Linked DNA regions of Mus musculus: region 1 is linked to region 2. Evidence: chromatin loops called from intact Hi-C (ENCODE). Cell type or tissue: heart. All regions are shown on one strand. Links, peaks and the distances in the headings refer to the core of each region. The heading gives the core; the rest is flanking DNA.

The links. Hi-C counts contacts between places; a loop is a spot of excess contacts. Peaks named below come from ENCODE experiments on the same cell type or tissue, not always from the same donor. Only the 100,000 strongest peaks of a DNase experiment are listed, where the experiment ranks them.
Region 1: a loop joins it to region 2, with 9 times the contacts of the local background. A loop is called at or near these places in 7 of 42 quality-filtered maps.

The regions. Positions count from the first base shown.
Region 1 is chr9:48,296,917-48,313,681 of GRCm38, reverse strand. It overlaps a transcript of Nxpe4 not described here. Among named protein-coding and RNA genes, the nearest start is that of Gm51672, 21 kb to the right of the region's middle. In heart, for the core only: a CTCF peak has its summit at 9,912 (motif pointing left); a DNase peak (open chromatin) is centred at 9,901.
Region 2 is chr9:48,347,062-48,363,826 of GRCm38, reverse strand. It overlaps Nxpe4 (neurexophilin and PC-esterase domain family, member 4), which reads right to left and starts at 1,786. Exons shown (of 9, transcript NM_172921.3): 1 at 1,652-1,786. It also overlaps a transcript of Nxpe2 not described here. In heart, for the core only: no CTCF peak of the experiment used is centred there; DNase peaks (open chromatin) are centred at 8,816, 9,496 and 10,286; H3K27ac peaks cover 1,419 bases.

The DNA of each region.
Region 1 (16,765 bases), core at 5,579-13,578, 51 kb after region 2:
ATGGTGAAGGCATCCTGTCTGCTCTTGTGGAGTTTCTAATACAGAGTGATTGTTCTGGTTCCTTTTGATGGCAGAATAGATATCCTGAGAGGCTTCATTCAAAGGTTGCTTGGACCCATTTTTCTCTGGGCCTTTGGTGAGATGGAGGAAGAGCACGTCAGGGAGAAAGCATTGGCCCTCCTGAGGGCGCTGGGAAGCAGAGAGCAAAAGAGATCCCAAGATCCTTAGGAGAATCACTCCCAGTCACCCAATTTCTTCCTACTAGGCCCCAACTCTTTTTTAGAAAAAAAAAAAAAGATATTTTCTTTATTTACATTTAAAATGTTATCCCCTTTCCTGGTTTCCCCTCCGAAAACCCCATCCCTCCCCCCTCCCCCCGCCCCTCTCCCCAGCTCCCCAACCACCCACTCCTGCTTCCTGGCTCTGGCATTCCCTTACACTGGGGCATAGAGCCTTCACAGGACCAAGGGCCTCTCCTCCCATTGATGACCGACTAGGCCATCCTCTGCTACATATGCAGCTGGAGCCATGAGTCCCACTATGTGTATTCTTTGGTTGGTGGTTTAGTCCCTGGGAGCTCTGGGTGTACTGGTTGGTTCATATTGTTATTCCTCCTATGGGGCTGCAAACCCCTTCAGCTCCTTGGGTGCTTTCTCTAGTTCTTCCACTGGGGACCTTGTGCTCAGTCCAATGGTTGTCTGAGAGCATCCACCTCTGTATTTGTCAGGCACTGGCAGAGCCTCTCAAGAGACAGCTATATCAGTCAGCAAGTATTTGTTGGCATCCACAATAGTGTCTGGGTTTGGTGATTGTATATGGGATGTATCCCCGGGTGGGCAGTCTCTGACTGATCATTTCTTCAGTCTCTGCTCCACACTTTGTCTCTGTAACTCCTTCCATGGGTATTTTGTTCCCCCTTCTAAGAAGGATAGAAGTATCCACACTTTGGTCTTCCTTCTTCTTGAGTTTCATGTGGTTTGTGAATTGTATCTTGGGTATTTTGAGCTTTTGGGCTAAAATACCCAACTCTTGAAAGAAGTTCTACCACCTCCCAGGAGTGCCAAGGCTGGAGGCTACATTTTCAAGATGGAACTTAACAGGCTTTTAGGGGACATTCTAGACACAAACTCTAGCAACTGGATTAAAAAAATGTCCAAGGGAATTGAATAGATTGTTTCCCAAAGAAGACATACCAATGGACCATAAGCACTTGAAAAGATGCTTAAGATCACCCATCACCAGGGAAATGGAGGTCACACCACAAGGAGATGTTCACTCTCACCCATCAAGATGGTCACTATGAAAAGAGCAGATGGTGGTGAGGATGTGATGTTGGGGTCCTTTTGCATTGTTGGTAGGAATGGAAAACGGTGCAGACATTAAGAAAAATGGAGAAAATTAAGAAAATTTAAAAAATTAAAAGTAAAACTTATATATGATCTAATAATCTTACTCTGCATTTCTATTCAGAAGAATTTAATGGGAGATCTTAAAGAGGTGCTTGTGAGATGGATTTGGGGAGCTGACCCTTCCCTGGGATTGATTGGGCAGATGTTAAACAGTGTTGAACATATTGTTAGTGTTAATGTTAAACTATTTAAGTTCTATTGCAAGCTCTCCTATTGATGTTCATTTTCCTGTAATAACAAGAACATCAGAAGATGGGCAATTAGACTCTCCTTTCTTATCTTTGGTGCCTTGAGCAAATGAATTGTCAGTCAAATAGTAGACTACCACCACGACAGTAACAGATACCTGAAATACTAAGGATGCCTTGATGTGGGGAGCGGGTGTGGCGGCAGTCCCAAAGGCGCCAGGGACTGCAGCTAAGTCATATGACTTGCACCTGACTTCCTCATTTAAGACACAAACATCTTGAGTGCTGCACAGGTGTACCAGGATACAGGTGAATCCAATTTGGTGGAGATTTGCCCCTGCTGCCCTGATTAGCTGAAGCCTCGTGACTGGCGAGGGGGTGTGGCCTGCGGTGCGTGGATGAGAGAGAGTATAAAAGGAGTGAGAGGCCCAGGGTTCGGGGGAGATATAAACAAGAAGAATCAGGACTGAATAAACTGCTGTTAGAAGGACTGGTGGTCGTGTCGTTCTTGCTGGTCGAGAGTGGACGCGACACCTTGAGAAAACTACCCAACAATCACAGCTCCTGAAAGCTCACTTTCAGCCAGGGCTGTTAGAAATCAATTATGTAAGGCTTTTAATAGCACTAACCTTTGAACTCTTGATGATCAATAATAGCCATTTCCAAATAGGTCAGAGAGGAGTACTTTCCTGGTTGCCTAAAAGGAAGTGGATCTAAGTGGTGATTTTTTGAAATATTAATCTCAGTGACTGTGGCTGGCTCTAAGAGACAAGGTTGTGATTGGTCTAATACAAGTGGCTGGGATTTGACTGGGATACAAGCAGGCTACTTAAGGAGTCAGCATATAAGGGCTCTAAAGGAGTCAGTTGAGAGACTCCTTCTAGTGTTGCCCTCCCAGCTAGTGTGTAGCATCAGGCTCAATAAATGGCTTCTCTCAAGCAATCTTTCCTTGTTCAGTTTCAGTAGTGTGAGTGCGGACAGAAAGAAATGGCAGAGGCAGATGAGTGCCAGAGGCTAGCAGAGAGACTTGTGGATAGAACAAGGCAGTCAGCTCTGCTGGATAGCTGAAGAGGAAGCCGTTGAGCCATCCAAGAGTGGCCAGAGTAGGAAGAAGGGCCATTGAGAGTGCTTGGAATGCTGAGACTGAAGATGAGTAAGAAGCTGCAAGTAACCAGAGAGAGAAAACAGCAGGCCGGGGCCACTTGAAGGTGTTAGAAAGCCATCAAGTCTTTAGGGCCAAGAGTTTCAGACTTTAGGCTAAAGCTGTAGCATTGGCCAATGTTAAGGGCTAAGGAATCCCCATGTTCTAGACCTGTAAAAGACCTGAAACCTTGGCTACCACTAAGGAGAGAGGAATCCTGATACCTAGAGCTATTGGGATACTGTGATACTGGCTAAAGAATCTCAATTCCCTGATACCTACATAGAAGCTTTTACTCCATTAGATCTAAGGGCTCTGTTACTCAGGCCTGGAAGCACAAGGGGGTGACACTGCCTGCTGCTCCCATATGCTTATCATGGCTGTTCACTGCTGCCAAACATGAAGGTGAGAGCTGTTGAGAACAGTACTTGTGGAGCTCCTTGCCCACCCATTAGATCTGTCTATTCTGTATCTATATATCACATAGTCCCTAAAAAGGACCATGTGTGCATGGATGAACACTGAAGGTACACAGCTGAGCAAATGCACACAAAAACACATATTGTATGATTTCACACATATGAACTAGCTATAGTAATCAAAATCATAGACTTAAGTAGGAAGGTTTTCCTAGGGGGAGTGGAGATTAATATTCTCTGGGTGTAGAGCTTCAGCACTATAAGAGGAGAAAGTTCTAGAGACTGTTGCAACAACGTGAACATACTTAATGTTGCTGGACTGCAGTTAGCAATGGTTAACGTGGACTTAATTAATTTCTTACTACAACAATAAAGAACTAGTCTCAAACATGTCCTTTGCTTTGTAGGACATGAACCTAACTGTGGAAATCGAGTGTGTTGTTTCTTTGTCTGATCCACTGAAATGAAGGGGCTTTAGCTGCTCAGTGACCACTCATGACCTGACACCTTTATGCCCATTAGCTTTGGGTAATTTAGCCCGAGGAGCTCCTGGGTAATAAAGGAAGGCAGGCATTGGCATTCAGGTGCATATCCTTGCTGGACATGTAGCTGCTGTCATAGTAGGAACAATCCCAGTGTCCCTTTTCAGTCTACCCCATGGATCACAAAATGACTTACATGACAATTCTTGTACAGTAGAAGTTTTCAATGACAGCTGAATGCAAAAAGCCACCAAGCACTTCAACCACTTTTAATGCTGCGCAGGAGTCAGGAATTCCTTCATGCACCGAATATCAATCATTCCCAGCATAGGAAGTGAATATGTTATGGCCCGCACACTTTCATTCACTTTATATGCCATGGATGTTAGACTTGTATAACACTATCATTTGATGTCAGGATTTTATGGGAGTTCCTTTTGATGTAACATTAATAGCATGTGTCATTGGCTTTCTGTGGACAGGTGGTTTGAGTTGTATCTTTCTTCGTTGTTGTGAACTCAAGGTCAAATGATACGTGGGAAATTGCAGGCTTTTAAATTTTTACTTGATATGTAAAAGTCATTGTTTGTACAGGAAGACACAATATCTTGTCCTTGCTCTGGAGAAGGGCAAAAGGCTTTAGCAAAGTAGAAGCTGTGCTATTTCTTTTTTTTCTTTCTTTTTCTTTTTTTTTTTAAAGATTTATTTATTTGTTTTATGTGAGTACACTGTTGCTGTCTTCAGACACACCAGAAGAGGGCATCGGATCAGATACAGATGGTTGTGAGCCACCATGTGGTTGCTGGGAATTGAACTCAGGACCTCTGGAAGAGCAGTCAGTGCTCTTAACCACTGAGCCATTGCTCCAGCTCCGCTGTGCTATTTCTTACGATGATATGAAAATTGTTGATAGTTTTAGTCCTCTGTAGTTGATAAGAATCTTATACAGTGATAGAGATCTGCCTCCCACCAGCTGAAAAGGGCTGCTAAGCCCTGAATGAGTGCATTAGTGAGGGTACAGAGAAGATGAGGGATGCTGTGTACTGATGCTCAGCGGTCATTGTCAGGCTTCCTTCCTGCCATGTGTCTTAGCACTGGAGTTTTCTCTTGGCTTTCCCTTTTCAAGATTTGTTACTTGTGGCAGAAGAAGGGTTGCATGAACTCTGTGACTTGGGATTCCAGAGCGACAGAGCTCTATCATCCTCTATCATCATGCCTAAATATAAATAAATATCCACAGGGAAAGACTGATTTTTCCCAGTTCAGGTCACATGTCCATGTTGAAACCAATGATCACTGGCAGTGTGTGTGTGTGTGTGTGTGTGTGTGTGTGTGTGTGTGTGTATTATTTTGATTATCAAGCCTAGACCACACACACACCCCGTGGCCAGATTTAACTGCCAAAAGCAAAGGGAAAAATGTAGATGTGAAATATTTCCCTCTTGGATACAACTACTGGATAAAGTTTTACAGAAGAATATCCAAGAGGCAGGTGGCTTAAGTGCCCAAGAAGATTCATTTGTCAGCAGTTTGTGGTTGTCTTTATATGCTTTCAATTTACTTAGTTGCAGAAAATCATCCTCTTCCATTTGATTTGAAAAGAGGCTGTTTACATTTCAAAGTTAGGGTTGAGTTAGTGTTGCCAGCTGCCTTTACATTCAACAGCCTCCCCTTAAGTTTTTTATTTGTTTATTGGTGAAGTTATAAAATTATATAATAGTCATTACACAGAAAAAAAATCCCATAATATATAAAGATTTTTTGAAGACATTTTTATGATTTTATGGAGAATATAGAGAAACCGGGGAATACTATAATTAAAGGCCAGGTTAAACATACAGAAAATGATCAAGTGTTCTGGATTGAGAACTACCAGATACCTCTGGTAGCCACTCAGCCACCATAGGCCACACTGTAGAACTTTGCCTTTTCTCCTCTTCCTTCATGTGCTAGAGCCCTCAATGATCTGATAGGCTAGTATTATCTTAATAATTTTGAAGTACATGTATTCCATCTACTTTTATCATGTGCACATGGGAACATGCACACACACACACACACACACACATGCAGACTTGTACACACGCACACATGATTCTGCAGATGACAAAATATGTGATATTAGTCTAAGTAGGTATGCTAAATTGGCCAAGAAGATGTTAAGATAGATCTAGATCTAGACATACTCATAGACACAGACACAGACAGACACAGACACAGACACAGACACAGACACAGACACAGACATATAGATACCTAGACCAAACTTCCGATAAATTAGATTTTCTGGATGATACATAGGAATCTGTACTTTTCACTTTTCTGGCACTGGCATTGGGAACAGTTTGGAAATCAAAATCCAAAGAATTTTTTTTCTTCTTAACTTCAGGTTAAATAGTGAACTTGTACAGGCCCACTCTCCCACCCATCTGCCCCTGTGAGACCCTCCCTCCCCGCCCCGTACTCATCTTAATTTCCTGCTGAGTCCTCACCATCTAATGCTGCAGGAAGAGCACAGAAGCACCAGTCAAGACAGAGAGCTCAAAATGCTTGCAGAAGCTTTGTCAACAGCCGAACTATCCACCACACTGTCTGCACCCTGGCTAATTTGGATCTAAACTAGGTTTTCATATCCCTTTCTATTACATTTCATAGAAAAAACTACTTGAGGAAGAGGGGTGATGTGATGAAGGCAGGATATGGGTGTTTTCAGGAGATGGTTAACTCATCTCTGTCTAAATTACTCAGATGGTAGGAGTAAGACATATCATGGACTCTTGCAAGGTGACATTTGGGAAAAGAGACATCTGTACCCCTATGAAAGTAGTTGCTGGAAATATGCAAAAAAATCTAGGTCAGCAGAGCATGGTGCCACTCTGATTACACCCAGCAGTTCTAGCTCTGCCCCACAAGATTCATTCCCTACTGGGCCACTGTGATCAACAGGACCTGCCTGATCAGAAGGCAGTTTGCTGTCAGGCCATCCTGCCTCTTGACCATGTGCCTAAGGCATATGCTGATGGTGTCTCAACATTTCACAGAGTATTAGCTACCTTTCTTATTGTTTCGACCAAATGCCTAACAGGAAGCAACTCTCGGGAGGCAATGCTTACTTTGCTTCATAATTCAGAGAATATAGTCCACTGTGGTGGGGAGGGGGAGGGGGACAGGGCAGGAGGACCGGCTTCTCTCTGCGGCATCAGGCAACTGCTTGCTCACATTTTGACAGATTAGAAAAAAGGGAACGGCATTTTCAATTGGCAATGAGAAAAATGTTTACTGTGAAGAGGAATGTCCAACTTACATAGCCCTTTTCGATATGTTTGGTAATAATTCTTAATGGGGCTCGTTGTAAGTTTGATATGAATAACATCTTAATGAGATATCATTTAACCCGCAAACCCATTTAAAAAGCAATGCCTACTTGATTTATATCTATAAAAGTGGTGTCAGGTGATTATATTTGGGAAACTAAGGACTAACTTTAAAGAAACTGAAAATTCATGCTTTGTGTTATACTGTAGCTTATGACCCGTCTTTAATTGAGAAACACTTATCTGTATAAAGCACATTTTTGAATGAATATATATCATTACCAGGTTTCTGTGGAACCAAATTTCTGCCATTAAAACTGGCATTATGTTGAACTATACATTGTGAGATCAATCAAAATAATTTTTTTTTTACCCAGAAAGACACGTATGGTATGTAATCACTTATAATGGACATTAGCCATAAAGTACAGGATTACCACAGGCCCAAAGAAATTGGGTAATAAGGAGGGCCCAAGGGAGGATGTGTGAATCTCACTCAGAAAGGGAAACAAAATAATCATCAGAGGTGAATAAGGAGAGGGAAATTGAGTGGGAGAGGGGGTGAGGAAGGGTAGGGGATGGGGATCAGGGGTGGAGGGAAGGGGGCTGGAGAGGCCTGGAGTGAGAATGGAAATCAGTGGGGGTGGGCATCTCTGGGACTAGTTGGAGACCTGGAATGGGAGAAGCTATGGGGAGTCTATGTGGATGACCTTAGCTGAGATTCCTACCAGAGTGGGAATATAGAGACTGAAGTAGCCGCCTCCTGTAACACAGGTAGGATTTCCAGAGGAGGGAGGGAGACATCAATCCACCACAAAACCTTCACCCCAAAATTTGCTCAGCCTACAAGATGTGCAGGAATAAAGATGGAGCAGAGACTGAGGGAACAGCCAACCAATGACTGGTCCAAGACGAGACCCATTCCATGGGAGAGAGCCAACCCCGACACTATTAATGATACTCTGCTATGTTTGCAGACAGGAGCCTAGCATAACTGTCTCCTGAGAGGCTTCATCCAGCAGTGCATGGAGGCAAATGCAGAGACCCACTGCTAAACATCAGGTGAGTTCAGGGAGTCTTGTGGATGGATAGTCAGGGAGTTTGAGGGGTCAAGGACAACACAAGAAGATCCCCAGAGTCAACTTAACCTGAGACCATGGGGGCTCACAGAAGCTGAACCACCAACCAAAGAGCATGCAGGGGTTGGACCTAGCTCCTCCCACATTTGTGGCAGCTCTGACCTTACTGGTCAAGGATGAAGATAAATTGACTCTGGGACAGAACTTGGTGAACACCCTAAAAAGTATGGTTCAGACCCCTGATTGATGGCTGACTAATGCTCACATGACTCATTACTAGACTCTGTTGTTCAACTCTGATAGAGTCATTTTTGACCCCCTCAAGTCTGAACTCAGCTACTCTGCTCCCAGACCCAGACTGTCAGCAAGTTCTTGCTGAAACATAGGTGACATGGAGATCTGACTGACCAGCCACTAGAGGGTATAGATGTTCACAGACTGGAACAGCTATCTAGAAGAAGAAAGAAAACATGCTGGAGCAGCTGTGGTAGCTGGATAGGCTCTGCCAAAGGACACATCAGCTCAAAAGACTCAACATCTACACGGATAGCAGGTACACTTTTGCCACAGTCCACGTCCATGGGGCCATATATCAACAGAGGAGTCTACTGACATCTGGAGGAAAAAGAATTTAAGAACAAAGAAGAAATACTGGCTCTACTGAGGCTCTCCATGACCCTGCCAAGGTAAACATCATCCACTGTCCTAGTCACCAGAAGAGAGATACCATGATAGCAAGGGACAACAACATGGCAGACCGAGAGGCACAACAATAGCAGCCATGGCCCTGCTGCTGCTCCTGGCAATGGAGCCCGAGTTTGTCTTCATAGCAGAGGACTTAGCCCTCATTTCTAGAGTTGGTGTCCACTGGGAAGTAGATTTTACTGGAAAAAAATATGAGTATAAATACATTCTGGCTTTTGTGGATATGTTCTTGAGATGGATAAAAACTTTTCCCTATAAAAATAAGACTGCTCGGATGGTCATCAAAAAGATTATTAAATTTTCTTTTCAAGGTTTAGAGTGTCAAAAACAATAGGGTCAGATAATGAGCCTGCCTTTGTTGCCCAGGTAAGTCAGGGTGTGGCCAAGTATTTAGAGGTCAAATAAAAATTAATTATATTGTGTATACAGAACTCAGAGCTCAGGACAGATAGAAAAGATAAATAGAACCCTAAAAGAGACCTTGACAAAATAAACCATGGAGACTGGCACAAACTGGGTACTCCTTCCCCTTGCTCTATTTAGAACCAGAAATACTCCCTCTTGATTCAGTCTTACTTTTTTGAGATCCTTTATGGGGCTCCCATGCCCATCACTATCTTAAATGATGTGTTTAAACCCACATGTTGTAATAATGATCTGTATGCTAAGTTAAAAGACTTGCAGGTGGTGCAGAAGGACAACTGGCAACAGCAAATGAGCTGGGTACCCCAAAGATCTCAGATTGGAGATCTGATCTACGTGCACCTGCATCATGCCCAGACCCTCATACATTGCTGGAAGGGTCCCTGCCTAGTCCTGTTTACTATCCCTTCTTATCCTGTTTTTGTTCTTAACCTTTGGCCCATGTAGCCTTAATTGCTTGAGTACAGTACAAGTTTTGATGCTCAGACAACAATATCAATAACTGTAACAAAGTGAGATATCATTTCAGGATTGAAATGGACTATAGAGCATAAATAAATTTTATGCCTCAGTCCAGTTTTTTTTTTTTTAATATTAACAACAGGGAGGAAATTGTAACCTTCCCCCAGCCTGAAGCAGGCTGAGCCAGACCTTGACCTTGCTGCCACTAAGGAGATTACCTAGGGTGGAGCCTTCCTCCCTAGATCACTCTATTGTTCAGCCACTGCCGCTGTTCCCCTCCAAGTTACTGCCACCTGCTGTGAGGCCGCTTAGCTATTCTGGAGACTACACCCTATCCTGCACAGCTGGTTCCAGGCTCCAAGAATGAATTGGCGGGAATGGGCCTCCCCCTGCCCTTTATAAGCTAAGCGCATTTGCCATTAAACACTTGAGCCTTGATCAGGAACCTTGTCTTGGCTCCATTTTTCTCTCGACTGCCTAGTTTCCCCTCTCTTTTTAGCCCCAGCTTGCCTCCCAGGTGTACCTGTTTCTTGTGAGCCGCAGGCCGGCTTTCAACAGAAATGTACCAAGGAAAAAGGGGGAATGTAATATCCAAAATGAATTCAAGACCACTCAGTACCTTCCCCCTTCGAAAAGGACTTTCCAGAGACTTTGCAGGCCAAGTGCAGAACCAGATACGAAAGCTGGCTGACTAAACAAATACAGAAACATAGGGGTTTTGGTTGTTTGTTTGTTTGGTTGGTTTGGTTTTTCGAGACAGGGTTTCTCTGTATAGCCCTGGCTGTCCTGGAACTCACTTTGTAGACCAGGCTGGCCTTGAACTCAGAAATCCGCCAGCCTCTGCCTCCCGAGTGCTGGGATTAAAGGTGTGCTCCACCATGCCCAGCTTAGAAACATAGTTTTAACGGTCAAAATTACTAAGCTTCCAAAACAAGATTAACAATTTCCTTGCCCCACCTCACACTAAAAACCTCAAGGACAGACAAAATGAGAGTCACCCTATGCAAACCAACCAATGTCTAAAAAGGTTATTAGCTACACCAATTAAAATAAGCCAAACTACCCTGGTGCCTATATCTAGCCCTTACAAAGGTATAAAAAGTGTCCTTTCTTTGTTCTGGGCCTCTTCTCTGGGCTTCGTGCTGAGAGGGGGTTCCCCAACATGTTGGATAAGTAAAATCCTCATGTGTTTTGCAAGATGATGGTCTCTGTGGTCTTTGTGTGAGTGAGGGTGTTTTGACAGGCTACAACAATGCCTTGCTTTAACATATCAGATGCAGCACAGTGAACTCTTCCTATTCTTTAATTAATTAGTAGATTAACATTGTGGTGGTTTGGATGAGAATTCCCCCATAGACTCATCTATTTGAATATTTGGTGCCCAGTTGATGGAACTGTTTGGGAAGGGTTAGGGGATGTGGCCTTGCTGGAGAGAGTGTGTCACTGGAGGTGGACTTTGAGGATTCAAAGACCCAGGCCATTTCCATTTAGCTTTCTCAGTATTTGGCACATACTTGTGAATCAGTTGCAAGCTCTCTGCTACTTCACCTCCTCTCTCTCCACTATAATAATCATGGGCTCTAATCCTCTGGAAGTGTAAGCCCTCAAGTTAAATGGTTTCTTCTATAAGTTGCCTCGGTCATGGTGTTTTGTCACAGCAATAGAAAAGTAACCAAGACAAATATACAGGGCAATGGAATCATTACAGCATTTTTATAAATGTTGGTCATTCTAATCTCCCTTCCCCACTGCTGTCCCAGGTCCCACGGCCACCTCTGGGTTACTCTCTGACTTCCTCAGGATGCCGCAGAACTCCTGCTTTCTTACCATGTGCTCCATTCACTCTCCTTTCCCACACTTAATAGTTCTTCCTCTCCCACGGCCTCTTTTCTAATTTCATGACTCCATATAATAAGTAAATAGACACATGTATAATTATATGTAGTTATTTGTTTTGGGAGAGAAACAGGCTATATTTGTGATTCTGGCTTACTTCGCTTAACACAAGCATCACCTTTTCTCTATGCCAATAACAAACTTGCTGAGAAAGAAATTGCTGTATGTTGGGGGGGGGAAATCCTGTTCACAATAGCAAAAATAATACCTTGGATTAAATCTAACCAAAGGAGGCAAAAAGACTTTCACAATGAAAGCTTTAGGATGCTGAAAAAAGAATTAAAGAAGATACTAGAAGACTGAAGGCCTCCCATGCTTATGAATCGGCAGAATTAATGCTGAGAAAACAGTAACGGCACCAAACGATAGCTAGCTACACAAGTTTGTGCTTGTCTGAAAATGTCCTTGTGTTTCCATCAAATTCTAAAGATAGCTTTGCTGGGTAGAACTATCTTGGTTTGGTACAGGTGCAGCTGTGGGGGTCAGGCTCATCCCTGGACTTCCAAGTTCTCAAGCTCTAGGATAATGAAAGAGAGACACGTGGCCCCAGAGGATAATCTACTTGTTTGTCTCAGGTCCAGAGCTATCAGACTCTAGTGGGCTTCTCCATTGATGAGGTCTGCTCCCACTTCTTCCCCTGGGTATCTCTCAGCTCTAGCAGAGCTCCTACTGTGTGCCCCTTTGGGCCATCTGTGTCTACTCTTCTATTTTCACAACAGCTTCTCCAGTCCTTTCCTCACTCAAGGGCTGTGTCAGAACAAACTGAGGCTCCCAGGCCTGTAGCTTTCCCTGATCTCACGTCCTTAGGGGAGCTCAGTGTGTGTGTGTGTGTGTGTGTGTGTGTGTGTGTGTGTGTGTGTGTGTGTGTGTGTGTGTGTTTGTGTGTTAATGTGCATGTGTGGAGGGCAAAAGCTGACTTCATTTATCATTCTCTGTTTCTCTCCACCTTACTTTTTGAGACTGAGCCCAAAGCTCCCTGTTTGGGCTAGCTTGGCCTCTAGTCCATCATCAAACTCAGGATGAGTCCAACACTTTTAATTTTTTTGCATTTTCATGCTTAGAAGATTAAAGGAGCAAAGGCTGAAATGAAGTCAAACACAACCTGAATTACAGCTGCAAACCAAGATGCTAAATCCCAGTGACCTGTCCCTGGAGTGTCCTCTACCTCATAACCATGTTCAGCCGGTTCAATTCCTCCTTTAGTTAACCTTCACAGGTTTCATATTCAAACACCTCCTGAACTTGGAGGGAGTTGCAAGAGGGAGGGAGTGGTTGGGATCTCAGGTGAGGGGCTAAAGCCTCTTCCTATCTCTGCCCCATCCTTTTAAAAAAGAGAGTATCTATAGGCCTGAACGTGTGAAGGCCTCATTGTATAACCACAGATAACCTTTAAGTTGGTTTAGTCACATTACGCCTGGAGGACAGCAGTCCACAACAGAATTGCTTTTTCTGTTAGAAAAACATTGGCGAATATAAATTTTTACTAGAAGAATAATCCTGTAGCTCTCCCTGCCCTTGGGGATCATTGGCCAATATCTGTCTGCAATCAGGACCAGCTGCAGGGAGGCAGATCAACTTTACTGGGGATGATTCAAGGCTTATATAATTTCAGGGGATGGAGTGGGGCAGAAACATTCAGGATGGGCAAATGTCATTGGCTGAAAGCTTAGGGTACCAACAATGCCTCAAACAAGGTCAGAGAAGAAGAAGCCCTTGTAATGAAGGCAGCCCTCCATATTGCAGAGACCCACAGGCTATCTGAGTAATGGTAGATTTCAACCTTAATTAGTAGAGTTTCCTCACATAATCTTTTTTGAAACACTCAATAAAAATTACAAATGAAACCAAAGACTGCCATTTCATAAAACCCGTGAATTTAGAGTCAATGTGAAAGTAGGAAATGGGCAAGGAATCTCTGAGGCACCACTCAGAAGTGACCAGCAGCAGTGGATGCAGCAATGTGATAGCAACTGTGATCAGATACAGGTAGTTTTACAAGAACCACACACCTTCCTTCCCTTCTTTTCCCTTCCTCCTTCCTTCCTTCTTTCCTTCCTTCTCTTCTTTCTACCTCCCTCCCTCCCTCCCTCCCTCCCTTCCTTCCTCCCTCCCCATCTCTCTCCCCTCCATCCTCCATCCTCTTCCCATCCTTCCATTTTCTCCCTCAGTTTGTCCATTTTGTCTTCCTTTTCTTTTAAAGACTATACAGACAAGTTGTAAATGTCAAAATGCAGCGTGAACCCCCCCCCCCCCAAAGTTGTGTGCACATTGTAAAAACAGTCCTGCGGCTGTTTAAGGCTTGCTTTTGATTTGCTTACCCTCTCCTTACCCTGCAGGGTTTAGCTGACATTTATTGCAGTCTTTCTCTCTTGCCCTGCTCATAATATCATAAACATTTCTTCTTTTCCCTGCAAGGCAGCGTTTAGTTGGCCTCTGTTCTGATTGTTTTGGGCTTCCGGTAGGCTGTGGGTGCTTTTATGGGCAATGCTTAATCCTCTTTTTTGAAGGGAGAGAGTGGGTTAAGAACCAGAGACTCCCTTAAAATTGAGAGTCCTGAGAGTCACTGAGCAGCAGCAGCCCTCCCTTCCATCATGAAATTATTCACCACTGCAGACAGCTAGGAATGACATGTCATGATCTGAGTGTTTGCGTTCTCCCTCTAAGCTTGGCGACTTGAACCTTAACCTGAAGGTGACACTATTGTAAAGTGGTTCCTTTGGGAACATGGTTGGTCATGACATCAGGACTCATGAATGGGAGCCGTCTCCTTATGAAAGGCAGTGGTCCTCAGGTCAATCTCTCCACTGTATACCTTCCTCCAAAATGTTGAAGCAGAATCTGATAGACTTTAGACTTAACTTCATGTGAGGACCAAGGGAAGAGGGCCATGTATGAGTCAGAGAAGAAGGCTTTCAGCAGGCACCGAACCTGACCTTGACTCTAGAGTGCTCGGCCTCTAGACCTGTGAGCAATGCATTTGCATGACTTGTGAGTCACGTGGTCAAAGGTTCTGTGCTACAGGAGCCTGACTACACAGACGCACGTACTTGGCTATAAACATTATTGGTGTGAACCATTACCTTCTTTTCTCTCTTTAATTGCTTCTCGGGGATACACCGAAGTTTACTAATGGAGGTAAACTCTTCTAGGCTAGGTGCAATGTTGCAGTCAACAAACATGGAAAGAATGAGAAAAATCACAATACATTTCTTAACTCTTGTCAAATTTGCCAATTCAAATAATCATCATTAGTAGATGCTAAAGTAATGCCGCATATCTACAGGGTGCTACTGACAACAGAGTACTTCCTGTCAATGAAAGGAGAGGGTATCTACATAGTGAATAAGTTAGTTTTTTTTTTACCACCTATTGACAGATCCACTTGGCATCTCTGAAATGGGTCCATCTTGCTACTGTGTGCCTTCTGGAGTAAAGAACTTTCATCCAAAATTTTGAACTGGAATCTGAGAGCTTTAAGATTTAATTTATACTTTACAGGAAATGTAGAATGTAAAGGAAAGCATTTCAAAATACCATGAAAAAGGAATAAGAAAAATCTTGGTTGTAGGATAGTCTGAAGAGCAATAGCTTCGCAGGAGGAAACCTCTGTAGGTGAGGGGTATAATAAAGGGTGATGGTTCATTCTTAAGTGTCTCCTTATGTCCTTATGTCCAAACCCACCAACTTGTACACATTAAGCATGAGCAGGTTTTAATACACAAGTTAGAACTCAATAAAGCTGTTAGATACTTGAGATATAAGCAGAATAAGACCTGCTTTGAACTTGAAAAAGAGAGTTGGAGAAAGCTCTCTCTCTCTCTCTCTCTCTCTCTCTCTCTCTCTCTCTCATACACACACACACACATGTATATGCATAGTATTGCAAAACTTTTCCCTTTTTATTTGAAAATTTTTCATATGGTATATATTTTTCATATCCTCCTTCAGTTCCTCCCAGATCCTTCTCAGCTTCCTACCCACCAAACTTTATGTTCTCTCAAAACAAATAAACAAACACAAACAAGAAACACACCACACACAGACACACAGACACAGACACAGACACAGACACAGACACACCACAAAAAGACAAAACAGCCAAAAGGTCAAAAGACAAAAAATCCCCCCACAAAAGCAAATTGAAAGAAAAAGTCCACAAAAATATCACTGAGTTTGTTTCGTGTTGGCTCACTACTCTTGGGTGTGGGTCCTGTTCTGAAATGCGGTTGCTATATCTAGTGACACTCCACTGGGGAAGCCTGATTTTCTCTTTGCCAATGGGAATCGATTGCAGATAGCTTCTTGGTTAGGGGTGGTAGCCTGACTCTACTTCTCCATCTCAGTGCTGGGGCCCTGTCTGCTTGAAGCTATGGAGTTTTGTGTGTGCTGCCTCACACAGTCTCTGAGTTCATATGTGCATCAGTCCTGTTGTGTGACTTGGAGGTACTGTTTCCTTGGTGTCCTCCATCACTTCTAGCTCCCATGGTCTTTCCACCTCCTCTTCTGCACAGATCTCTGAGCCTTGAAGAAAGGGGATTGATGAAAACATCCCACTTGGAACTCGGTGCCCCAAAGTCTCTCACTCTTTGTGTATTCTTGAGTTGTGGCCTTTTGTGTTAATTTTTATCTACCTCAAGAAGCTTCCCGGTGAAGTTTAAGAACAGCAGTAAATGGTGGTTAACGCACAGGCTCATGCTGGTTAAGGTACTGAGAGCAAGTGAGTATTAATTCACCAGTAGCTGGGATACCCATATCACCCTCACCAAGGCACTGAGAATGTCTTGAAGACAAAAGGATACAAGAGCTGAGTGAAGGAGAAGAGGGTTGTCTTGACTGTGATGTGTCTGGGGCACTCAGGAAATCACAACGGATGTTGTTGCTCTCATGGCAGCTGCACAAGATTAAGCCCATAAATTTTTGGTCGTGGATTTAGAGGGGCCCATGAGGCCCCACTCCAGTTAGGGGAGCTGATAGCCATCAAAGGCTGCTGTGAGAGAGGAAGTCATGGCCGTCAGTGATGTAGCCACTGGAGAGCACTAATGCTCTAGTGAACAGTTGCACACCCATGCACATGGGAGTGGCCCTGCTTAAACCCAGTGGGTCATAAAGCAAAATGAATGGTTATGAAAGTGGGTGGGGAGGTGAGGGGAAGAGGGAAGGGATTAGTGGAGGTGGGAACAGGATGAGCGGAAGAGGAGGAGGAGTGAGTGAGACCAGAATGTTCTATATATGCATAGGATAATGTCT
Region 2 (16,765 bases), core at 4,987-12,986:
CAGCCATCTTGTCACAGTGATGGAAACACATTTCTTTTCTTTTTGTTTTTGTTTTTTGTTTGTTTGTTTGTTTCGAGACAGGGTTTCTCTGTATTGCCCTGGCTGTCCTGGAACTCACTCTGTAGACCAGGCTGACCTCGAACTCAGAAATCCGCCTGCTTCTGCCTCCCGAGTGCTGGGATTAAAGGTGTGCGCCACCATGCCCGGCTGGAAACACATATCAAAGGGACAGCCACCACTGTTTTACATGAATGCTCCTTGTCGCACTGAAGTGAAACTGTTAACCTGGTTGAAACCTCTAGTAAGCAAGGTAAACCCCAGAGCCACCACCAACTGCTTGAGACCTTTTTCTCGGTGGCAGCCATAAAACTGCAGTTTTCTAGGACTCTCCCCAGAAGTCCTGTCTGCAGGGAAAGGGCTTCTGCTAAACTCCTTGTGCAAACTTAGTGGTTTCTGGTTCTGCCTTGTCAGACTAATTCTATCCAAAACATCTCCAGAGCCACCTTATGTATCTTTCTTATAGAGATGGGTGGAGAGAGGGCTTCCTAGCACCCTCTTGAGATGAAACTTCAGAGTCACCAAAATGGCTTCCTTCTCTGACTAATACCCTCTCAGGAGACGAGTCTGTGCCCACACTTGAGACTGTTGTTATTTTCCCCTACTCTTCTCTGGGAAACACAGACTGCCACTTAGAAGGGTCTTTCTCCCAGCGCTGAAGCCGATATTAAAATCTCTTCAATAACATTTCCAATTCTGTGTCACTCCATCCCTTTTGTCCTGACATCCTTTCCAGTGTCCAAGCTGTGCATTGTAGTTTGGCCTAAGTCGGGGGCCCTGAGAATCTAGGGGAGTACCTCAGTGTGGGGTAGTGTGCAGCTGTGTTTCTGTTCCCCGACCACTGACAAAGCTACCTAAAGTTCCCACTCACTTGAAGGACCCCGGGGCTTTATGTTTTCTTTTCTCTTTTCTCTTTTCATTCTTTTTTTTTCTTTTAACCATTCCTATTTCTTTCATGTCTACTGCTCTGTTTAAGGCTGTTTATTTCTCCTTAAGTGAATTGCGGCACTGTCTATTATTTTTCAGAAAAACTTGTCTACTTGTTTAAATTTTGCTGGCTAATAAGTTTATCATGTTCTGCTCCCCCTCTCCTTCCCATACACCCCCTGTCTTCCAGTCCCACATCTTTCTTCTCCCCAACCAGTCTTAATGAGAATCACGTTTCAAGTGTTTCCAATGAACCAGATGCCAGCTTTGTCAACCACCTGCTCCATATACAAAACACATTTGGTCTTTGTTCCTGACTCCAGACACAGCATTCCTAAGGGTAAGACACGAGTGTCATCTGTCATTCATATGAAACTGTTTGGTCACATTTAAGCTCACACCGAGAGACTGACCTAGTATGGGGCCTCAACACTGCCAAAAACATGTTGAAAAGATAACAGCGCTCTGTCACGTTCCTCCAACAGTGAAATGCAGGAGCAAATGGGTTGGCTAAGGCCCCTGTGTTCTGGAAAGATAACATTTCTAGGAGAGTCTGGGGAGGTGTGGGTGACGCTCCGCCTAATCCCTTCCCCACTGTGTGACTGCATTTGCCTGTTCGCCTTTGCATCGTTTATAATAAACCAATAATAGTAACCCGGATGCTTACCCGAGTGCTGCTAGCTGTCCAGTGAAACCATCTCTCACTTCAAAGGGAACCTGAGAGCGTGTATGCTGGAGCCAATTCGGAATGGTGGTGACCCAGGGAGGCAGAGTCAGGTTGTCCTGAATAATGTGATCCAATGTGGGGAAGGTTTGTATAAAGCCTTTAATAGTTACAGAACAAGAACAAGCCACCAATCAGAGTGCTTTCAGGCACTCCATAGGCATGCTGGGTAGGAGGGTATCTGCAGACCTCAAAACACTCCTTTTGCATTTTCAGATGCCACGTGATAAGACATTCTCAGTTTTAGATGATAGAAGCCAGTGATCTGCTAAGTTAATACATTCCAGAGAATTTTGACCTGATAATTAGATCATTAAGTCAGAGATGGGTGGGCAAAGGGACAAGCTGGTCTAAGATAATTTTGGCTCTGGATCTGCAACATTCCAACTTGTAACAAAAGTGGAAGTTCTAATCAGTCAATCGGTCTGGAGGAGTCTTTATATGGAGATGTGACTTTTCCCCACCTGGAAGCTTCAGTTGACACAAAGACGAAGAGAGGGAGTCTGGATCGCTCAGTGTCCAGCAGTTAATCCACACGGAATGGCTGTGTGCATTCGCAACCGTGGTGAAAAGTGTTGGCCGCCTTGTGACACGGAATCCTTACCTGGGACAAGGCTAGGGTAGAGTGTCCAGGCTGATCGTCAGAGTCTCAGTTCAGTGGTACTTCATGTTTCTGAGCTACCTTCAGGCTGCTGGGTGAAGGACGTTGGGTGTCAGAAGCAAACCCACACTCTGTTCCATTTTGGCTTTTTTTTAATTAGGTATTTTCTTCATTTACATTTCCAACGCTATCCCAAAAGTCCCCCATACCCTCCCCACTCCCCTACCCACCCACTCCCACTTCTTGGCCCTGGTATTCCCCTGTACTGAGGCATATAAAGTTTGCAAGACCAATGGGCCTCTCTTTCCACTGATGGCCGACTAGGACATCTTCTGATACATATGCAGCTAGAGACACGATGTCTTGCTGACTGGTTGGGGCTGTCTGTGTTTGGATCCTTTCTCCCCTACCACCTCTCTCTTTTCTTTCATGGTTGACATAGGGTCTCATGTGTGGGTGTTTTGCCTGCATGCATGACAGTGTACCACGTGCATGCAGTCCCCATGGAAGCCAGAAGAGGGTGTGGGAACCTCTGAGAATGGAGGTAAAGGTGACTGTGAGCTGCCCTGTGGGTGCTGGAATCAAACCTGTGTCCTCTGGAAGAGCAGCCAGCACTGTTAGACACGGAGCCATCTCCCAGAACCTATTCAATTTTTACAAGGATTTTTTGGAGAACTGTATACATTTCCACCTCTTCTGTTTTTCCCTTCCAACTCCTCCCATGTCTCCCGGTTCCCTCTCCTACACGTGACCTCTTATTTAATTATTGTTTTTCACACACACACACACACACACACACACACACACACACACACACAGACATATAATCACACACATACACGGTCATACACACACACGTACATATTCACAGATACACATATACACACACACTCATATACACTCACACATACCTATACACTCACACAAGACACACACTCTCACACACACATCTCTCACATGTACTCACACAGTCACACATACACTCTCACACAGACACACACAGACACACACACAGACATACATATATTCACACACATACACAGTCACAGATACACACACACTCACACACACAGACATACACACTCACACATGTACACATTCACAGATACACATATACACACACACTCATATATACTCCCACATACCTACACACTCACACAAGACACATACTCTCACACACATATCTATACACACACACACTATCTCTCACATGTATTCACACACACACACATACACACACACTCTCACACACACACACACACACACACACACACACTAACTCCCCCCCCCTCCACTCTACAGCATGCTGAGTCTATTTAGTGTTGCTTCAATGTGCACATATTGACCACTTGCAACTGAATAACCTATCCAGGCCTCTTCCCTAGAGAAGACCAATTCTTTCTGATGCAGATATCAGTGAGTCACCTGCAGCCCCTCTTCTGCAGGCAGGGCCGTGTGACATTTCCCCCATCTACACCGGCATGTGTGGTCTTATTTAGGTGGCTGTAGTTTTGAGAGGAAGGCATTCTGGAAGTTAGCTTTGCCCTGAGGAGAGGAAGCAGATGGCAGAATTGACTCCCTGGCCGCACAGAAGGATGGGAGTGAGTGCTGGGGGGGGGGGGGGAGAAGGGCTGCTCCACGTTTGCCACTGTCCATGGGACAGTGCAGTCACACCTTTGTGTTCCAGAATGCCTGTGTCTGCTCAGTAAAGAGTGTCCATTTAGCGTATCCCTGAAATTGGAATTCGGAAGCCTGAAATCAAGATGGTTATGTAAAATTTGATTTTTTTTTTTAAGGACAGAATTTTACTCTTGTAGTCCAAGATGTCCTGGAACTTGTTATGTAGCCTAGGCTTGACTCTAACACGAAAGGATTTCCCCTGGCCTCAGCCTCGGAGTGCTGGCATCATAGGCTTGACCCAGCATTTTTGATTTTTAATGTTCTTGAACGTCTTGAGCAAAGAAAAATGACAGGGAGGAGGAGCATGTGTGGCTGTGGCCCTCCTGATTGGATGTCTCCTAGTGCCTCAGTCACTGTTCTATTGCTTCAAAGAGACACCATGAGTCTTGCAGAAGAAAGAACTTAATCGGGGGGGGCTTACTTACAGTTTCAGAGCTTTAGTCCACTATTATCATGGTGGGAAGCATGGTGGCACTTATGTGCTGGGGCAGTCCCTGAGAGCTTTATATCCTGAGCCACAGGCAAGGCGGGGTGGGGTGGGGTCAGAGAAGGAGAGAGAGAGAGAGAGAGAGAGAGAGAGAGAGAGAGAGAGAGAGCTCAAAGCCCATTCATTCCTGATAACTCACTTTCTCCTACAAGGCCATAGCTACTCCATGTCTATGGAGCCATTTGTGTTCAAAACACTACAGCTAGTAATCTGCACTGTTTTACTGGCTGGACACATGAGTTCTTGAGAAATGAGTTTCTAAGACTCACAAATTGACACACTGGCTGGAGTTACAACTTTCAAATGTATAAAAGTGTTTGGAGAAAGAGATTTTTAAGACATAAAATCTCTCATTCTTGATTTAACAATTTAAGATTAGAGATGAGAAAGACTCCTAAGTAAATACTATCAACATATTTACTGGGCCAACCCCCTAGAAAGAATTGTCCAAGTAAACTCAATGGTCTTGTTTTATAGTCAATAAGAAACTTACATTTCCTCTTCTTGGGGCTCTATGTGTCCCCCACAAGGCAGCTTTAACAAGATTTTAAAGGTCTTTGCTGTTCATAGTCCAATTTCATGGCCTGTTGTTGGCAGTGCGCCTGTCTCTTCTTTCTAGCTGCTTCTGGAGAGCCCAGTGCATGTGTGCTCTAGGCACTTTCTGTTAAGTCTTGAAGGATGTGCTCCAGGGAACAGGAGAAGGGAAGAGATGAGCATGCTTGGCAGAGCAGGTCTAAAGAACAAAGGCTGCAAAGACCAAGCTAGGTTTGGTGAAGGTGGCACCAGCATGAGTGTTCTCCGAGGCAGCACTTGAAGCTGGACAGACCTACGCTGGCTCCTAGGATAGGGTCACTCTCCTTTGCTCTTATCCTAGGCAACTCCAGACTGAGGTGCCTCTCACACAGATAAAGACACAGTCCACACCTGTCACCAGCTTTGGTGAGACATACCTGAGTTGAAATACTTGTTTTGCCATAGAATACCCCCACCAAATTCATGGACCTGCTTCATGTCCTACAGCCGGCTGTGAAATTGTACCATCCACATCATTACAAGGAGGATGCAGTAAGACACGCTAAGGTAGTAAGAGGAAGAGGTCACACTGACATAACTTGGATCACACTGTCTAATTTACCATTAGCTGTTTTGGCTAGTATCTTACTGTGTCTTGTTTATAAAATAAACTTTAATATAGGTGTGAATGCATGCATATGAAAACAGATAGTAGATGTTCTCTAACTCATGGTGGGTCTAAGACTCAATAAGCCCACTGTAAACTGATAATATCATATCAGGAGTCACATATATATTGATTACAGCTAACTTACTAAGTGATCAGCCTTAGCAGCACAGTGCACTGCAGAGCATCGGCTGTTTCTCTGTTGTCTTTTCCTCTGGAAAAAGGGTCTTATGTTTCTGTCTGTGTACGCTTTATGTGTGTCTGTGGATAGGAAATCCCAGAGACATGAAATTCTCCTGGATCTGGAGTTACAGGACTGGCATTGTGAAATGCCTGAGGTAGGTGCTGGCCTTCAAACTCTAGTCCTCTGTAAGAGCAGAACACGCTTCTAACTCCTATGCATGTCTCCATTCCCTTCCCCCTTTCTTGTTTGGTTTTTGTTTTTGAGATGAGCTCTCCGTGTGTATCCCTGGCTGGCCTGAAACTTACATTATAGAGGAGGCTGGCCTTGAACAAATAAAGATCAACCTTCCTGGGCTTTCCAAGTACTGGGTCTCTTTTATTAAAAAAAATCAATTTTATGTATTATTATTACTCTGTGTATGTGTGCAGGTGCATCTGTGCCAGGGCATGCATATGGTGGTCAGAGACAATTTTCCGGAGCCTGTTTACTGCCTTGTGCTGTAGGCTTCACAGATCAAACTCAGGCCACCAGGGATGTTCAGCAAATTCTTTTACCCACAGAGCTATCTTACTGGTCCAGTTTCCCTTGTGGTTTCGGTAATGACTGTGAGCATGCAGTCCCACAAGAGAGTATTGTACTGCATGTGACCCAGGAAATAATCAAAATTCAAAGTATGCTCTACTCTGGCTGTGTATTGCTTCCCATCATCAAAAAAACCTAAAACTAGTAGGATGACTCATGAATTGGGAGCTGCCTGTACATAAGGGGATGGGTGCTTTCCATGGTTTTACTGGGTATCTGGTACACCCCCACCCCCGCCCGGCTCAATAGAAACTGCAATACTTGTGGCATGTTGCAACTCTTCCAGGTTTCACAAATTGGATTACAGCTGGGTATGATAGTACATGCTTGTAACCCTTACACTCGGGAGGCTGAATGGGGGGGATTTCCATGAGTTCAAGACTGACATGGGCTTCAGAGTGAGACCTTGTTTTGATCTTCCCCCACCAGAACCATTTACTCTTACCCCTACCCTTTGAAATAACAATAATTTGATGAACCAGTAAATGTTACTATGTAGCCTTTTAGATAGCAAAGGCATGTGCTTCTATGCCTGTAAGTAAAATAGTTTGAAATTTCTTTTTCCATGTAATTTTGTAATGTTTTAATCCATACTCCTAAGAACACTGTGTGGAAGGGTGGAATCCTCGGGCCACAGAAGAGTTCTGGGTACCAAATCAACAGAACATTCAAGACCTCATCTTTGCATCCACCATAATATCGTTCTGCTGACTTTAATAAGTATATGATTCCCATTTACAAGTCAATCCCTGTCCCCAAATTTACAGCCAGAATAAATCTTTCTCATTTAAACCTTGTTCTCAGACCAAAGTAGAACAGACCGTAAGGACAGTCTTAGCTGTCGACTATTTTTCAGAGTGGGTTAGCTTCAAGAACACATGCTTTCTTTTCTTTATAAATTGTTTTTTTTTAAGTATATGAGTTTTTGCCTACATACACACATGCATACCATGTGTGTACCTGCTGCCCACAGAGGACAGTGGAGAGTGTTGGTTCCTCTGGAACTGGAGTTACAGATAGTTGTAAGAGCTATATGTGTGTGTGAGAAACTGAGCCAGGGTCCTCTGTTAGAATAGCAAGTGCTTTTTGCCTAGGAGCCCCTACATGTATGTCCTTTACAGCTTAATTTTCTGAAAAATCTATTCTGTTTCCACTTCCCAGGAAGATCCATGCATCCCACTTGAGCCCTCCTTGTTTCTTAGCCTCTGTGGGCCTGTGGATTGTAGCATGACTATCCTTTACTTAACAGGCAATATCCACTCATAGTGAATACATATCATGTTTGTTTTTCTGAGTCTGGATTACCTTACTCAGGATGATTTTTTTCTAGCTCCATCCATTTTCCCACAAATTTCATAATGTCATTTTTTAAAACAGCTGAGCAATATTCCATTGTGCAAATGTATCACCTTTTCTTTATCCATTCTCTGTTGAGGAACATCTAGGTGGTTTCTTGTTTCTAGCTATTATGAATAAAGCTACTATGAACATAGTTGAGCAAGTATCCTTGTGGTAGGATAGAGCATCCTGTGTGTATATATACCCAGGTGTGCTATAGCTCGGTCTTGAGATAGATACCCAGTTTTCTAAGAACCTCCCATATTAATTTCCATAGCTGCTGCACAAGTTTGCATTCCCACCAACAGTGGAGGAGTGTTCCCCCTTGCTTCACATCTTCGATAGCATAATCTGTCACTTGTGTTTTTGATCATAGCTATTCTGACAGGTGTAAGATGGAATCTCAAAGTTGTTTTGATTCACATTTCCCTGATGGCGAAGGATGATGAACATTTTTTTCATTTTTTAAAAGATATTTGAGATTCCTGAGGGCTGGTGGGGATGGGAACAGGAGGGGTCAGGTGGGAGGGGAGGGGAAGTGAGGGAGAGGGTACTGGGAGATACAACCCTGATTGGGGAGCATTTGAAGAATGATATAGAAAACTATTATATTGGAAATTTCCTGGAATCTACAAGAGTGACCCTAGCAAAGTCTCCTTGTAATGGGGGATACAGAACCCAAATTGTCCATCTTCCATAACTAGGCTCCCAGCAGTAGGGATGACATTACCCAGTCACAAAACCTTCGACCTACATTCTGTCCTGACTTCAGGATGTGCTAGGGTAATGGTGGCACAGAATTTGTGAGGGAGGCCAACAAATGACTGGTCCAACTTGAGGCCCATATCATGACCTGGCCTGGATGGCCAGGAACCAGAAGCTGGATAGTCCAGAGACCCACAAAAGAATCAAACAAGACTGGCAGAGCAAAGTAAATGAAATGACTCCTAACCGTATTCTGCTATACTCGTAGACTTACCAATTGGACTTAACCCAATTGTCATCACAGAGGCTTCATCCAGCAACAGATGGGAGCAGATGCAGAGACCACAGCCAAACACTAGGTGGAGCCAGGGAACCCTGCAGAACAGGAGAAGGAAGGATTGTAAGGAGCCAAAGGCACCATGAGGCCAAGGCCCCACAGAAACAACTTAACAGAACTTAGTAGGGGCTCACAGAGACTGAAACGACAGTCACAGAGCCTGTCTGAGTCTGATCCAGGGTCCTCTGCATATATTTTATGGTAGTGTAGCTTGGTCTTCTTGTGGGAATTTTAAGAGTGAGGGTGAGGGCTATCTCTGGAACCCTGTTCTTGGAATCCTTTCCCTCCTACTGAATTGCCTCATCCAGCCTTGATATGAAGACCTGTGCCTCACCTTATTGTAACTTTTTATGCCATGTTCAGTTGATATTCTTGAAAGGCCTGCCCCCCCCCACCTCCCTCTAATGAGTGGATCTTGGGGGAGAGAGAGGTAAGTGAGGACCTAAGTGGAGGGAGGGCAAACTGCTGTCAGGATGTAGTGTATGAGAAAAAATTTTAAATTAATTAAAAATAAAAGCTTTATTTTCTTCCCAGGGATCCTGTCTTCCTAACACATTTTGTTTAATTTGAAATGAGCCCCGAAGGGCTACGGATAGCTGTCCCAAGCTGTCCCAAGTAGTAATGTGAACCCATCTGGACAAGCTGGTAGTTTTGTCTGACCTCTCAGAAACCAAGGTAACAGGCCAACTATGTAACTGGAAACCCCCAGCAGTAAGCACAGCTGGAACACAGCTGACTCAGGGCTGCAGGGAGCAGGAAGCCTATGTAGTGGCTGCACAGTGGGTAAAGATAATCAGGCTACGTTTTCTTGCATATATTCTCCATGGCTTATGTTTAATGACATCGGTAGCAGGGCAGGTGATCTGAGCCTAGAGATAAATACTCTCAGAGTTCTCAACATGGCCCTCCAGGACGCATCTACAAACCAGAAGATTGTTAGACAGATAAAGGTTGCTTGATGCCTTCCACATCACTCATCCTTATTGACTTCTCGCTGGAACTTAAATTTTAAAGGAATCCTTAAAATCTAAGTGAGGCTCATTGAGAGTATGGGAGCTTTAGAGACTTACTTGGCCCATAAAGATACTGTACCTACCTATAGCCTCTTCTATGTCATCTTCTCTGAGTTCACAGGAGAGCCTGGGACTGCACTAGACTCCAGAAAGCCTCCTGCTGTGATCAGGCCTCCGGGAGGGAAGGGGCCAGACCCTCCCAGGACCTTTTGCCTATGCTAGGGATTGGAGCGAACACTGTGATTCCCAAGCACTTATGAATACCCTCCATGACTGGGGAAACAGAGCAGGAAAAGAGCTGTTTCCTTTGAAGTGAGCCCCAGGATATGGTATATGAGAGACTTTTAAAAATTAATTCATAAATTAAAAATAAAAGCATTATCTTCTTCCCAGGGATCCTGTCTTCCTAACACATTTTGTTTTGTTTGAAATGAGCCCCAAAGGACTATGGCAAGCTGTCGGGACCGACAGGAAACCAGGCTGGGGAGAGGCAGGAAACTGGCTTGCCTAACATTGAAGTTTGGGGGGAGTGATATTGTTTCCCAGAAAGATCTTTCTACTTGCAAATGTCCATAGAAAACAGATGCAAAGCATGTGCTTGGTGGCATACTGACAGGATATGTAAATGGAGGACATGACCATTCCAAGGTATGGCTCAGGGGAAGGGTTTTTTTATTGTAGATAAGAGGGAGTGTACTGCCAGGGCCTCTGTGAAAGTTCAGAGCAGGGAAAGAAAGTAGTAGACTGACTATGGCTTTGAGGGAGAAGGAGAGGGAGAGGGAGAGTGAGAAGGAGAGGGAGGGAGGGGGAGAGGGAGGAAGAGTGAAGAGGGAGGGGGAGGGGGAAGGAGGAGAGAGAGGAAGAAAGGAAGGCAAAAGGGAGGACTAAGAGTGGAGAGCAGGCCAAGAGGAATGCATAGCAGAAATGGCAGGGTTCTGTAGGAGTGGGAAGCTGGGGAAAGAGAAGCCCATGAACAGGGCAAGTTTAGGGCTGGGGAAAGAGAAGCCCATGAACAGGGCAAGTTTAGGGTAGAGGGCAGAGTGAGAAGCGCTGAGAAGACAACCTGGGTGGGGGCAGCAAACACTTTGGTATTATGCTAATAAGGCAGCCTGGCTGAGTTTCTTTTGGAGGAGACACTGGAAAGACCAGCGGTTTGTGTATAGACTGCTGTAGAAGGCCAGCAAAGCAAACCTCTGCTTAGGGGTGAAATCGTACCTGCTTTGGAGCAGTGCGCTAAGGAATCTCAAGAGTGAGAGCATCAATGGGGAAGGTCAATGGGTGGTTCTTAGTGGGCTCAGCTCTGACATAGTAATGAGAGACAGGTGTTCAGTGGGAAACCCAGGCCAAGGTCCACCCGTTATGGTAATTAAGCGCTATAATGAGTCATGTGACCATGCCTCAGGTGCATTTGCATTGTTGCTCTGCTGTCGCCTGTCTCCCCTTACATTTGTGGTAGGAGTGGGGGGGATAATGGGAGTGGGAGAGGCATCACCATTGATGGCACACATCAGACGCCAATCTTCTGATTCCTGGTTGTTTCCTGGACACTTTGTTGAGGATTCTGAAGCTGATGATGCTCCAGCAGTGTCATTATACAGGTCATACGATGGGGTACCCACAAGTATACATTATACAGTTCAAGCTTCACAAGCTTGAGTTTTCTGTGGTTGGCAATGATTTTCTAGGACCCAGGAGAGTGTCTGGAGAGGAAGTGTCCCTTCCCCTCCTGATTTGGAGAAGTAAGACAAAGTTACTGGATTCTCAGGACTCTGACCTCATCAATGGGCTTATCCTTCAGTGAATTAATATAATAGATAATGTAATGGATTACTGAGAGGTGGTGAGAGACAGAAGGGGGAACTAATCAGAGGGAGGTAGGTCACTATGATTAACTGTGTCTTGCCCTGACCCCTTCTTCTATCCCCCACTCTTTGATTCTTATCTCTTATGAGATAAGTAGCCTCATCCACACAGACTCCTGTTTCTTTGATAGTCTGTCTCACCATAGGCCAACTGCATGGAGCCAAGTGATTGTGGACAAAACTGGATGAAACCATGAGTTAAAATAAATATGACTTCCCTTAGGTAATCCCTACCACGAATTTAGTCATAGAAATGAAAAAAAAAAAAAAGCCACAGCCCTCAAGAGAAGATTAGTGAATGGAATTCAGAACACGGGACAGGTAATCTTTCTGGTTTATTTCTCATGGCCAATCTGACTATCTCACCACGGAAGTACACCTCTAGGGTAGTGTTTGCAGAAAGGTTAAACTGAAGAGGGAGATTTTCTCTAAATGTGAGGGGCTCCCCATCACAGGGCTGGGGCCCTGGACTAAGGAAGAGCAGAGTGGTTGTTCAGTGAGCTCTGCTTCCTGATTGTGGGCGTGACATGGCTTTGTGCTCCTGCCGCCATGTCCTCCACACCATGGTGGACTGTTCCTTCTAAACTACAAACCAAGTAAGCCTCCCCTTCCACAGATGGCTTCTCATCAGGCATTTTGTCACAGCAGCACAGTAAGCAGCTGGAGTGTGGCTTGTCCTGGCATCAAGTGAGGTTCAGCTGTAGAGCATGAGTTAGTGCAATCTCCGTACTCTATATAACAAGCTCAGTAGGAAAAAAAATGACTAAATTTAGTATTTTAAATGTTAAAAACCTCGAGATGTACTAGGAATCGAAAAGAGTATCATTAACTCACTAGGTGAATTGGGAGAGCCTGTTTTAAATGCCATCCTCTGGTCAAGAAGATTGAACCCATCCTACTAAGACGAGGGCAAAGTCAACAACGTTGCTTTGGCTTCTTTTATCCAGTATCTTATTTTGAATCTCACCAAGAAATGAAATAAAAGGCAAACTAAGTGGAGAAGAAAAACACAACTGTTTTGCTTCATAGATAACAACATCATTGTTTGCATTAAAAAACCCAAAGAATTCATTAAAGAACAAACAACAGACAGACAGACAGACAGACAGACAGACAAAGTAAAACCAAAATCTACCAGGGCTATTTAATCTCAACAAGAGTATAGAGGTCAAAGTTAGTATGAAGTTTTATTTACTTTACCAATCATCTGTTTAAAATTGAAATTAAAAGCACAGAATGATTCAGGGTAGCAGCAGAAGGATGAAATAGTAGGGTGAAAATCAATAAAACACACAAGCCCTGTATGCCACGCATTAATGCACAAACTCTAGCTAAGGATGTCACAGGAGGCATAAATCATTGTAGCATGCTCATGTGTGGGGAGGTTGGATGTTAGTATGACATCAGTTCTGCCCAGATTAACCTACAGACTCAATAAAATCCAATTTGAAACCCAGCAGGGAGGGTGCTTTGTTACAGGAATAAATATCCTGAATCTGTGACTCACGTAGAAAGGCCAAGGAAGTAGAAGGCCTGGTTTTGAGACGGAAGGACAATGCTCGCAGACTCTGTGAAGGTCCCTAGTCTCACAGTGCTGAGACAAAAGACTGTCACTAAGCCAGACAAAGTGAGGACACTGGAAACCCAGCATCTGCAATAAGCCACTTGACTGATACTCTGGGTAGCTGTTTGAACTGAGTCTGAGCAGACCCCTGTCACACTGTAGCTGAGGAACCTCCAACGCACTTAACTCTGGATTTTATTTCTTAGAGCTAGTGGGTCATTGAATGTAATTGTTGTTCCCAGAAGAAATGAGGACATAATCTTAAGTTGTTCATCTCTTTCCTTGACTCAGGACATGACATTCTATGTGTGTTTTGTCCTAGAATCAATTGCGCTAGGGATCTTCTGGATTGGCTGAGGCTCTTGAAGGACCTGCTGTATAGGCTCACAGCACCTGATCTTAAGACTTCCCATAGAGCTGTAGTAACTAGGATAACATGGTGTTGGTGGGAAGGCAGGCATGACTCGGTAAGAGGATTAGAGGTTCCAGATACTCGTGCACACGTGCATGAGCAACAGATTCTTGATAATAGCAGACACATAGTTTAATGGAGAAAATCTGTCTTTTCAAGAAAATATGCTGGAAATTTGGGCATCTATACGTAAAAAAGAACATTAAACTTGACCTGTGTTTCCCATACAGAAGACTCAACTCAACATGCATCATAAACTTAAATGCAAAACAGAAAGCAATCCAGTAGCAAAACTAGAAGAAAATCCTTGTGGTTTTGGATTATGCAAAGATTTCCTTGATATGACACTATTAGTATAAAACAAGTTGACAATTTGGACTTTAACAGAGGTAAAAGCTTTGGGGTTGGGAATGTAACTCAGTGGGTAAAAGGCTTTCCTAGCATGAGTGTAGTCCTGAGTTCAAGCCCCAGCACTGCTTAAAGTGGTGTTGGTGCATCCCAGTATTTGGAAGATGGAGACAGGAGGATCAGAAGTTTAAGGCCATCTTTGACTATGTAGAAAGTTGAGGATCAGGATGGGAGAGTCAAGAGCCCGATTAAAAAACAAAAAGCCAGTTACAATTTGCTTTTTTAAATTACTGCCGTGAACAGATACTTTCTCCAAGACTTGAAGATGTATATCCTACCAAACATTCAACAATAATGAAATGACCCGAGTTAAAAAAGAGAAGATATTTAAAAATATCTCATTAAAGAAGATATACATAGTAAGACGATACACATAACAATGAAAATATCAAGATGGCAGGAGGAATCTTAAGGGACAGGAAAAGATCTAAAGGGGTAGAGGAGGGAATAAAAGAAAGAAAGAAAAGGAAAACCATCGCACGTTCATCTCACGTGTGGAGTGTGCACGCAAGCACTCACGTGCACACACACACCAATTTGGGTGTGAAAGAAGGAGATGAGTGTGAGGAGGAGGAGGGGACAAGAAAGAGCAGTTAAAGGTTAATGTGTGAAATATAATAATGGAACCTACTTTTTAGCAGAAAAGATGAATTTCAAAAGACATCCAGTATCCATTTACAATAGAGGAGTCACAGTGAGATTATACACCTATTAGAATATCAGCTCCCAGTCTGTATGCTGGCATAAACCTTGAAACCCAGCTCCCAGGAGGCAGAGACAGGGGCATTGAGAGTGTGAAGCCAGCCTGGAGTGCTTATGGAGAGTCTGTCTCAGAGAGCCAAGTGCTGTGGTAGTGCTCTAGTAGAGTTCTTGTTTAAAAAAACAAAACAAAACAAAACAAAACAAAAAACTGCAGGGAGCAGACAGAAAAACAGAGACTTTGAGAGACATTTTGAATTTCTTGTAGTGTAAATAGTGTTAAAATAGACTTGTCTTAAGTCATCATAATCCTAAGAACACAAATTTCGCTTCAGCTAAAACCCTGCACATGAGTACTTAGAACAGTTATATGCCCAACTGCCTCAAACAACAGATAATTCCAAATCACTCCAACCGAGTTAATGATCAGGACACACCCATAGGAAGAAATACTAAACAGTAAAAAGATATACATGAATTAAATAGGATCTCAATCACAGATGTTAAGAAAAAGAACATAAACTAAAATGGAAAACAGAAAAATCAATGAAGCGGGTTGCCAGGAGCTGGGAGTGAGGACTGGGGGTTGTCACAAACAAAGAGATATTTTAGAAGGTGGATTACTCAATAGCTTTGCTCTGGCATGGCTACATTCTTGTCAAACATCATGAAACTATAATAAAATGTCAATTTTATGTCCTATAATTTTCACTTTGGTAAATTGACTTAAGAAAACTTGGCTGTGTTATTTTCCACACATGTTTCCTGTGAGTCTATTCTGAAAACACTGAGGAAAGGGACCCTGGAAGCCCCCATTCCCAAAGTAACAGCCACACACATTGTGTGCATGTCAGCTGATGACAGCATCTCTCAGCTTATGTTTCTGTTTGCCACACAAAGCCTAAACAAGAGTTTCATCATAGATGAACAGCTTTTCTCATGATTTCTCACTTTGCATGATCATGGCATCATCTTGGAAGATATAGAAAATGTCTATTTGGGATAAAATTTAAATATTATTTTGCACATCTATAAAATATTCTCTCACTCATTTTTATGATGAACAGTTTGAACCAAGCATGGTTGTGCATAGTTGTAATCTCAGCACTGAGAAGGTAGAGGCAGAAGGATCAGAGATCAGCCTCCACCACATAGCAAGTTTGGATCAGCCTGGGCTATCTGAGATCCCAGATCGAAAAACAAAACAGCCTCAAGGAAATGATTCCGTGCTAAAGGCGCTTTCTGCCATGCCTGGCTACCTGAGTTTGATCCCTGGGACCCACATGATGGAAGGAAAGAACTGGCTCCCACAAGTTATCCCCTCACATCCAAATGCACACACAATAAATGCATACTGTTAAAAGTTAAAAACTACACACACGCAAAATAAAATTCCAGCTTCCCCTGACAATGTCTCTAATTGCCTATCCAGAATCAATTAGCCATGATGTAAATCCAGAAACTGCCCAAAGTTCAAATGTTTGTAGTTTCTATTCTCCCAGAAGACATACCTTGTCAAAGCTGTACTTAAGGCAGTACTTGATGTATTGGTGTTAATGAAAAACACAAGCCGGGCAGTGGTGGTGTAGGCCTTTAATCCCAGCACTCAGGAGGCAGAGGCAGGCAGATTTCTGAGTTCGAGACCAGCCTGGTCTACAGAATGAGTTCCAGGACAGCCAGGGCTACACAGAGAAACCCTGTCTCAAGGGGAAAAAAAAAAGAAAAAGAAAAAGAAAAAGAAAAGGAAAAAGAAAAAGAATGCAAATCACAGGGCTGAAGAGATGGCTCCGGTGGCTAAAAGCTCTGACTGCTCCCCCAGAGGATTTGCATTTAATTCACAGCACCCACATGGTGGCTCACAACCACCTGTAATTCCAGTCCCAGGCTATCCAATGTCCTTTCTTGACCTCCAAAGGCACCGGGCACACAGACACAAATTCAAGCAAAACATTCACATATGTAAGATAAACAAACAAACAAAAGTTTAAAAATCTATTAAAAATAA